2 separate regions of the Homo sapiens genome follow, and region 1 is linked to region 2. The links are chromatin contacts, found by Hi-C or POLR2A ChIA-PET in ENCODE. All regions are on one chromosome and are shown on one strand. The core of a region is the stretch at or near the end of the contact, and the rest is flanking DNA. Distances in the headings are between cores, read along the strand shown. Region 1 overlaps SEPHS1 (selenophosphate synthetase 1). Region 2 overlaps PHYH (phytanoyl-CoA 2-hydroxylase).

Region 1 (4,721 bases), core at 685-3,184, 44 kb before region 2:
TGGCTGGATATCGTGAGTAAACCACTGCTGTGATGGGAGGGAGGGGAATGGTACGTTTGCAGGTAATTTTTGTTGGAGGATTTGGGAAATGAGGTTTTTTAGTTTCATATCCAGGGAGTTAATATTAGTCAAGTCCTTAAAGAAATCCTAGGAATTGTTCATAGTCTTTAAATAACAGTTTTGCATATTGAATGCTTGATTGCAGTAGGTAAGCCCCAGCTTGGAGCTTTAAGATTTTTCTGTAAAGAATTTGCTCGGCAGGGGGTTAGCTTTGTTTACTTGGCCCTGAGATAGCTTCGTCTTTCATGTCTTAAACATCACTAAGAAATAATATGAAGGAGAATTGGTGGAAGGCGTAGTGTTTGGGGTATAAATAAAACCAGGGTTATTGACAGTTTAAATTGTTTTATGCAGTTTTTGGTTGTTTTTGTTTGGTAGTTTTGTCTTTTTAAACTGATGAGTAACTCAGAACATTTTGATAAATAATTCTCTTGTGCAGAATGAATCTATCTATAATGAGGATATGTCTTGTGAGTCATTTTTCCAGTGAGCTATAATCATACTTTAAGATTGGTTTTCTTCATTGCCGTAACAACTCACAAATTAATAAGATTGGGGTATATTCTCACATATCATGGTGCATTTAATTTCTACAACTATCATCTGAAACTACCAGTCCTGAGAAACAGTTGAAAGAGAATAATCAATAATTACACGTCTTTCATCAACCTGGTATATCTTAGCTTGATGTCGCAGGGTAGAGAAATTCTCTAAGGCTGCCACGTTCTTTAGCAGTTTTTCCCTCCTCCCCCTGTGATGGGGAGCAGAGCAGAAGGCCACTGCGGGGATGTTGCGCAGAGGTGCCTTCCAGCCCCACCTCCCAGGCCTGAGCTAGCAGGGAGCTGGAAGCAGGTGAGGCAGGGAGTGTCACGGATGGGGGAGCCCTTCTCCACTAGCAGGACACTACACTGCATGTACAGCAGTGCCGCCGTGTGTCCCGCTAGACTACACATACCCAATAAATCACAGCACTTAATTACAGAAATGTGGGATGAGAACAGAAAAGACGCCATGCTGACAGGTCTAATGGACACCTAAAATACTATCCACAGAAAAACCAGAGTTGGAAAATTCAGTTTTCTGAATTAAAGTCCCTAGAAGTTAAATAAGAAAAAGTTGCTGTTTTTCTCAGTTGCTAGAAGTAAAGATTAATCACATTTTCCTCTCTTTCTCTCCCTCACCTACATTTCTATTATCAGCCTGAGAAATGGAATAAGATTAAACTAGTGGTCACCCAAGAAGATGTAGAGCTGGCCTACCAGGAGGCGATGATGAACATGGCGAGGCTCAACAGGACAGGTATGACAGGTGGGAAGGGCGCTTCGGTCCCAGGGGTCCAAGACAGTAAATGTCTTAGGCTTTTCTGGCCACATACTGTCTCAGGGTAGGTGGCCAGATTTTTGGCCAGTGACTACAGACCGTCTTCTCCTGGTACCAGGTTGGCATTCCATAGATCACTGCAGATGGTCCCTGACTTACAGTGCTTTATAATTAAGAAGGAAGTCCTAACTTCTGACATACCAGAGGAACTATTTCTAGAAAGCGTTTGTGTGGGTTACCTATGTAAGATTTGGAAGCAAACCATTCAGAATGGAAATTTAGAAAGTTTAAGATACTGGAGCTATTTCCAGAACATAACCTTGGAAGTCTAGAAGTGCCCCCACTCCCACCCATCCCCTGCATTCCTGCTTAGGTGTAACCACTGAATTTTGTGTTTATTTTCTTGCATTTTAGAATATTTTTATTGCACAGCCCTTGTGTTCTTAAGCAGCAAATTAGTTTTGCATTTTTTTTACTTGTTTTGTTCACCATTGTTCCTGAGAGTCTCCTTGTTATATGTAGCTGTAGTAGATTCCTTTTGGCTGTGTTGATTTTTCCACTGGCTTCTCTGCTCTCCTGTTTCACACTGGGGCGACTGCTATGGACTTCCTTGGCCCAGCCCTCTGAGGCACGTGTAAGAGATCAGTACTGGCTCAGCTTTTATAGATAGTGCCAAACTGTCTTCCAAAGTGTTCACCACAGTTTACAATGGCACACTATGTTTAGAAAGCGTTTTTTAATATGTCTTCTCTTCCCATTTATTTTATACATTTTTTCTACTATAAAAGAATTACATGCTTATTATAGAAAAGTTTTTAGAAAATGGAAAATAGTACAGAAAAAAGTTGTCCATAGTCCCTCCACCCAAAACAGCTCCGGCTAGCATTTTTATGTATTCTTCCAGGACTTTTTTTCATGTTTGGCTGGTGATTTACTATTGTTGTTTTAAAGTAGTGGTTAGTATAAGTTTTCACTATGTAATGGTTAGTATATGTATTTGGAGTGCCTGCTTTTGTTGTTTTGACATGACTAATGTTTCCCATATTATGTATCCTAGTAAACTTTTTTTTTTTTTTTTTTTTTTTTTTTGAGACAGAATCTAACTCTGTCGCCCAGGCTGGAGTCCATTGGTGTGATCTCGGCTCACTGCAACCGCTACCTACCAGGTTCAAGCAGTTCTGTTGCCTCAGCCTTCCCAGTAGCTGGGACTACAGGCACGCATCATCACCATGCCCGGCGGATTTTTGTATTTTTGGTAGAGACAGGGTTTCACTATGTTGGCCAGGCTGGTCTCGAACTCCTGACCTCAGGTGATCTACCCTCCTTGGCCTCCCAAGGTGCTAGGATTATAGGCGTGAGCCATAGTACACATAATTTTTAATGACTAGATAATGTTCTACCAGAGAAATGTACCACAATTATCTTTTACCTATTGTTTTACAATTCATTTGGAAATAAAAATTTTCTGTAATTTGTTGTTACTTGTAAGAAAGTTATAGCCAGGCACAGTGGCTCACACCTATAATCCAGCACTTTGGGAGGTTGAGGCAGGAGGATCACTTGAGTCCAGCAGTTGGAGACCAGCCTAGGCAACATAGTGAGACCCCATCTCGTCTCTTTAGCTGCGCCTGGTGCATTCCTGTAGTCTAAGCTACTCGAGAGGCTGAGGTGGGAGGATTACTTGAGCCCAGGATGTTGAGACTGCAGTGAGTGGTGATCATACCCCTACGCTTCAGCCTGGGTGACAGGGTGAGATCATGTCTCAAAAAAAAAAAAAAAGTTATAGATCAGAGGAACAGAATAGAGAATCCAGAGGTAGGTCCATATTATAGTCAACTGATTTTTTTTTTTTTTTTGAGATGGAGTTTTGCTCTTTCGCCCAGGCTGAAGTGCAGTGGCAGGATCTTGGCTCACCGCAACCTCCGCCTTCCGACTTCAAGTGATTCTTCTGCCACAGCCTCCCAAGTAGCTGGGATTATAGGCGCCCGCCACCACGCCTGGCTAATTTTTGTATTTTTAGTAGAGATGGGTTTTCACCATGTTGGCCAGGCTAGTCTTGAACCCCTGACCTTGTGATCCGCCTGTCTCGGCCTCCCAAAGTACTGGGATTACAGGCGTGAGCCACTGCACCTGGCCTAGTCAACTGATTTTTGACAAAGGAGTAAAGGCAATTCATTGGAGAAAAGAGTCTTTTCACCAAATGGTGCTGGAACAAGTGGACATTCACATGAAGAAAATTATTCTGGATGCAGATCTTATACCTTTCGTGAAGATTAACTCAAAATGAATGTTTAGTGTGTTTTCACACTGCTATAAATAGCCAAGACTGGATAATTTATTTATTCATTTATTATTATTATTATTATTTTTTTTTTTTTTTTTTGAGACTGAGTCTCTTTTTTTTTTTTTTTTTTTTTTTTTTTTTTTTTTTTTTGAGACGGAGTCTCGCTGTCGCCCAGGCTGGAGTGCAGTGGGGTGATCTCGGCTCACTGCAACCTGTGCCTCTCAGGTTCAAGCGATTCTCCTGCCTCAGCCTCTGGAGTAGCTGGGATTACAGGGCGCACGCCACCACACCCCACTAATTTTGGTATTTTTAGTAGAGACGGGGTTTCACCATGTTGGTCAGGCTGGTCTTGAACTCCTGACCTTGGCCTCCCAAAGTGCTGGAATTGCAGGCGTGAGCCACCATGCCCAGCTGACTGGGTAATTTATAAAGGAAAGAGGTTTAATTTACTCACAGTTTCACATGGCTGGGGAGACCTCAGGAAACTTACAGTCGTGGCAGATGGTGAAGGGGAAACAGGCACCTAGGTTCTTCATGAGGCAGCAGGACAGAGAAGAGCAGGGGAAACTGCCACTTACAAAACCATCAGATCTCATGAGAATTCATTCACCCTGACGAGAACAGCACGAGGGAAACCGCCCTCATGATTCAGTCACCTCCCACCAGGTCCCTCTCTTGACATGTGGGGATTACAATTCGAGATGAGATTTAGGTGGGGACACAGAGCCAGACCATATTGATGATTCGTAGACCTAAATAAAACACAACAATATAAAACTGGAAGAAGGTAACATCAGAGAAAATTGAGGTGGCTTTGGGTTTGGTGATGACTTTATAACACCAAAAGCACTATCTATTAAAAAATTGCTAAGTTTGGCTTTATTAATATAAAAAACTTCTGCTCGGTGAAAAACACTGTTAAGGAAATGAAAAGACAAGCCACAGACTGGGAGAAAAATTTTGCCAAACACATACCTGTTCAAGGTCAGGTATCCAAAATATACAAAGGACTCTTAAAACTCAATAATAAAAAACAACTCAATTTAAACATGGCCCA
Region 2 (4,501 bases), core at 1,289-3,788:
CCTGGGTGACAGAGCAAGTTCCCGTATCAAAAGAAAAAGAAAAGATCCTGGGCTGGGCGCAGTGGCTCATGCCTGTAATCCTAGCACTTAGGGAGGCTGAGGTGGGCGGATCACTTGAGGTCAGGAGTTCGAGACCAGCCTGACCAACATGGAGCAACCCTGTCTCTACTAAAAATACAAAATCAGCCTGGTGTGGTGGCGTGCGCCTGTAGTCCCAGCTACTCAGGAGGCTGAGGCAGGAGAATAGCTTGAACCCAGGAGGTGGAGTTTGCAGTGAGCTGAGATCGCGCCACTGCATTCCAGCCTGGGCAACAAAGCAAGACTCCATCTCAAAAAAAAAAAAAAAAGAAAAGAAAAGATCCTGGAATCCCATGATGCTGCGAATGGAAAGAGCCCCCATTGTTAAAGCAGGGAGAATGAGTTGTAGTTCGATAGGAAATGAGGAACATGGTTTTAGGAACTCCTAACTCGTCTGGACACAGTGGCTCACGCCTATAATCTTAACACTTTGGGAGGCCGTGGCGGGTGGATCACTTGAGGTCAGGAGTTTGAGACCAGCATGGCCAAGATAGTGAAGCCCTATTTCTACTAAAAATACAAAAATTAGCCAGGCATGGTGGTGTGTGCCTGTACTCCCAGCTATTCGGGAGGCTGAGGTAGGAGAATTGCCTGAACCTGGGAGATGGAGGTTGCAGTGAGCTGAGATCGCACCACTGCACTCCAGCCTGGGCGACAGAGCAAGACTCCATCTCAGTAATAACAATAATAATAATAATAGAACGTCTCAGATTTCTTGCACCAATAATTAGTGTCAAATGAAAATATGTGAGTGTCTGGATCCTGATATAAAACCATTTAATGTGAAACTCATCAGTGAAGCCAAGGTTTAAAGTTTGGTGCATGCAACTGCAGTGGGCTTTGGCTGACAGAAGGCAAAGGGAAAAGTTTGCAGGGCTTCCAGAGCGTGTGGAGTCTCAGATACCCTGCTCAGATGCAGAGTGGGAGGTATGATTAGCTTAGTGTGGGTCACACATTCACCCTGGCCAGGAGAGAAGGGCTCTGGGTCAGAGTCTCAGCACTGTCTAAGAGGGATGTCGTCATTCCCAGAAGGAACTGGGGATGCTCTTAGGAAGAGGAATGGGCTGCTTCCCTTACCCTGACTCCTAAGGTGCTTCTCATGTCAATTTCTTTAATAAAGACATAACCGCATTACCTAAAGTAGCAACTAATTTGGGAAATAGTTACAAACAAACACAGTGTTTTAATTTACTATTCTTTCATTATTCTGGATGTAACATAAGTGCCTTTGAGCTCAGAAAAATTGAGCATTTTCTCCCCCCTATTTTGGGGAAATAGCTTCTCAGAGACACTCCTGAGTAAGAGATGAAGGATTTATTTAAAGTTCTGGGCGAGGAGGAGAACACACTGGGAACACTCACAGTTTCAGGCTGGAAATGCCCAAGAGATAGGTGGTTGCCTGCATTAACCACAAAAGGCAAAGCTAAGCTAGATCTTCATGTATAATGCAGTCATGAAGGGCAGGTGGAAATTCCACACTGTTCATTTCCTCCAAAAAATCAGTGATTTTAATATCAACATGTGACTTCTTTTTTTTTATTACCATTATTTTTCGAGACAGAGTCTTGCTCTGTTGTCCAGGCTGGAGGGCAGTGGTGTGATCATGGCTCACTGGAACCTCCCCCTCCCGGCTCAATCGATCCTCCCACCTCAGCCTCCTGAGTAGCTGGGACCACAGGCTGGCACCACCACGCCCAGCTAATTTTTGCAGTTTTTGTAGAGATGGGGTTTTGCCATGTTGCCCAGGCTGATCTCAAACTCCTGAGCATAAGCAATTCTCCCAACTTGGCCTCCCAAAGAGATGGGATTACAGGCATGAACCACCATGCCCGGCCAAAATGTGACTCTTAAAAACCAGATATCTGAGAGGCTTTTGTATACTGAAAAAAATGTAAGCATTTAATTTAGACATTTATTTCTCTTGGGAGAGAGAAATGCTTTCTTTCCCTGATGTTTGCTTTCCCTGATGAACCATTGACAATGTTTTTAATTATGGTACTCCCTCAAATGTAGACTTCACTTGCCTCTTGTTCTAGGGGGGAGTTAACAAAATGTTCCACGGGATCCAGGACTACGAGGAAAACAAGGCCCGGGTGCACCTGGTGATGGAGAAGGGCGACACTGTTTTCTTCCATCCTTTGCTCATCCACGGATCTGGTCAGAATAAAACCCAGGGATTCCGGAAGGTAAGCATTCACATTGCTGCACCTGCTGCAGAAGTGTGGGTTAGAAACAAAAATTGTATTCAATTCATTGAATTCAAATTAATTGAATAAAATTTTAATTAAATTGCATTAACATTTTAAAGATTTGTGGCTTTTAACCAACCTGGACTTTAGTCCAGTTTATTTACCAGGAAATATATTTGCTTACCTTGGGCTTTCTGTGCTCTTATCAGTAAGAAGCCAGGTGACCTCAGGATCCTAACCTTGTCAATATTGATTATGGGCCGGGCGCGGTGGCTCATGCCTATAATCCCAGCACTTTGGGAGGCCAAGGCGGGTGGATCACGAGGTCAGGAGATCGAGACTATCCTGGCTAACACAGTGAAACCCCATCTCTACTAAAAATACAAAAAATTAGCTGGGCGAGGTGGCGGGCGCCTGTAGTCCCAGCTACTCGGGAGGCTGAGGCAGGAGAATGGCGTGAACCCCAGGGGGTGGAGTCTGCAGTGAGCCGAGATCGCGCCACTGCACTCCAGCCTGGGCGACAGCGAGACTCCGTCTCAAAAAAAAAAAAAAAAATTGATTATGAAAGCCAGGTGCAGTGGCTCATGCCTGTAATTCCAGCACTTCCGGAGGCTGAGGCGGGAGGATCACTTGGGACCAAGAGCTCTAGACCAGTCTGGGCAACATGGCGAGACCCCACTTCTACTAAAAAAGAAAAAATCACTGTTGTCTCCTGAGGCCATGGGTTAGGGGCCAAATTTCGTCTTCCATTCATTCATATTTCCACCAGCCTCATCAGGGTCAGGATTAGGGTGGGACAAGTTGGGGCACTCTCTCCAGGGGTAAAATGTAAGGGGATGCCAAAAAAAGACTCTGCAATCGAGTTTAGTAACATTTTAATGCGAAATTTAAAAAAATCAAAATTAATGCAAAATACCCAATGTATTGGCTGCGCACAATGCCAAAAGTTTAAATAAAAGACACTATTGGACCCCACACTAGCACAACCTTCAGAGCTGTGCAAGTAGCGAGGTGCAGGCACAACGACACAAATCATGTTGTGGGTTTTAATATATAGACTTGGCAATTTTCCTTTTTTCTTTTTTTTTTTTTTTTGAGGTGGAGTCTCACTCTGTTGCCCAGGCTGGATTGCAGTGATGCAATCTCAGCTGACTGCAACCTTGGCCTCCCAGGTTCAAGCAATTCTCCTGCCTCAGCCTCGTGAGTAGCTGAGACTACAGGCACACGCCACTATGCCCAGCTAATTTTTGTATTTTTTAGTAGAGATGGGGTTTCCCCAGGTTGGCCAATCTGGTCTCGAACTCCTGGCCTTGAGTGATCGTCTCACCTTGGCCTCCCAAAATGCTAGGATGACAGATGTGAGCCATCTCGCCTGGCCCAATGTTTTTTAATGCTTTTATTTTAAAACATTTTATTATTTGTTTATATATTTATTTGAGACAGCATCTTGCTCTTTTGCCCAGGCTGGAGTGCAGTGGTGCAATCATAGCTCACTGCATCTTGGAACACTGAGGCTCAAGCCATCCTCCCACCTCAACCTCTCAAGTAGCTGGGACTACAGGCATGCATGACCACACCTGGCTAATTTTATTTTTTCATTTTTTGTACAGACATGGTCTTGCTATGTTGCCCAGGCGAGTCTTGAACTCCTGGCCTCAAGTGATCCTCCTGCCTTGGCCTCCCAGAGTACTGGAATTACAGGCATGAGCCACCGTGCCCAGGCTTAATGACTTTAATGTTCTGGGAAAATATTACTATAATTTCATAAAGATACAGATATAGGGGTGCGTGTTTTCCCTTTGCCTTGGGCTCTGTTACAGTGCCGTATGGCACCAGGGCTTACAGAGGCAATGGAGTTTGTGACTCCACTCCCTAGAAATTTGTTGTTTGGGGCAAAGTAGAAAGTCTTTCTGACAAGTGTGATCACTTGTGACAAAAAAGGTAAGTTTTAACGATTGCCTTGCAGCTTAGATCTGTTTATAACTTTTTCTAAAATAGGGAGAACCAAGCAATTTCATCCTTACCCTCAGAAGGAAGCAAGAGGGGTAATATATGTCACTGGTATTGGCTTTTAAATGTCCTTTTGATTTGAGAGAAGGTGTCTGCATTATTTTCTATCTCAAGGTATTTTTAGTTCTTTTCATAATCTATTGCCACTGAAATAACAATTCATCCCAAATTGGACCAGGTAACTAACTTATGAGATAAACTGCCGTGGAATGCAGTCCTTCTTA

Evidence for each region. Hi-C counts contacts between places; a loop is a spot of excess contacts on that map. ChIA-PET counts read pairs that join two places held with the same protein, here RNA polymerase II (POLR2A). Pooled maps may share reads with other maps.
Region 1: a pooled map shows a loop between it and region 2 (2.0-fold over the local background). The contact joins two enhancer-like sites. A Hi-C loop is called at or near these places in 1 of 37 single-sample maps with no recorded cell type and 4 of 50 pooled maps. POLR2A ChIA-PET finds 5 or more read pairs at or near these places in 7 of 52 experiments (A673, H1, OCI-LY7 and 4 more).

The regions. Positions count from the first base shown.
Region 1 is chr10:13,324,989-13,329,709 of GRCh38, reverse strand. SEPHS1 (selenophosphate synthetase 1) reads left to right here. Exons shown (of 9, transcript NM_012247.5): 6 at 1-12; 7 at 1,260-1,359. Among named protein-coding and RNA genes, the nearest start is that of SEPHS1, 21 kb to the left of the region's middle. RefSeq lists an enhancer at 1-290. Within about 2 kb of position 1,934, at least 2 of the 41 ENCODE cell types and tissues checked have a DNase peak (open chromatin) inside an H3K27ac peak, as active enhancers do.
Region 2 is chr10:13,281,453-13,285,953 of GRCh38, reverse strand. It overlaps PHYH (phytanoyl-CoA 2-hydroxylase), which reads left to right. Exons shown (of 9, transcript NM_006214.4): 7 at 2,115-2,264. Among named protein-coding and RNA genes, the nearest start is that of PHYH, 16 kb to the left of the region's middle. Within about 2 kb of position 2,538, at least 2 of the 41 ENCODE cell types and tissues checked have a DNase peak (open chromatin) inside an H3K27ac peak, as active enhancers do.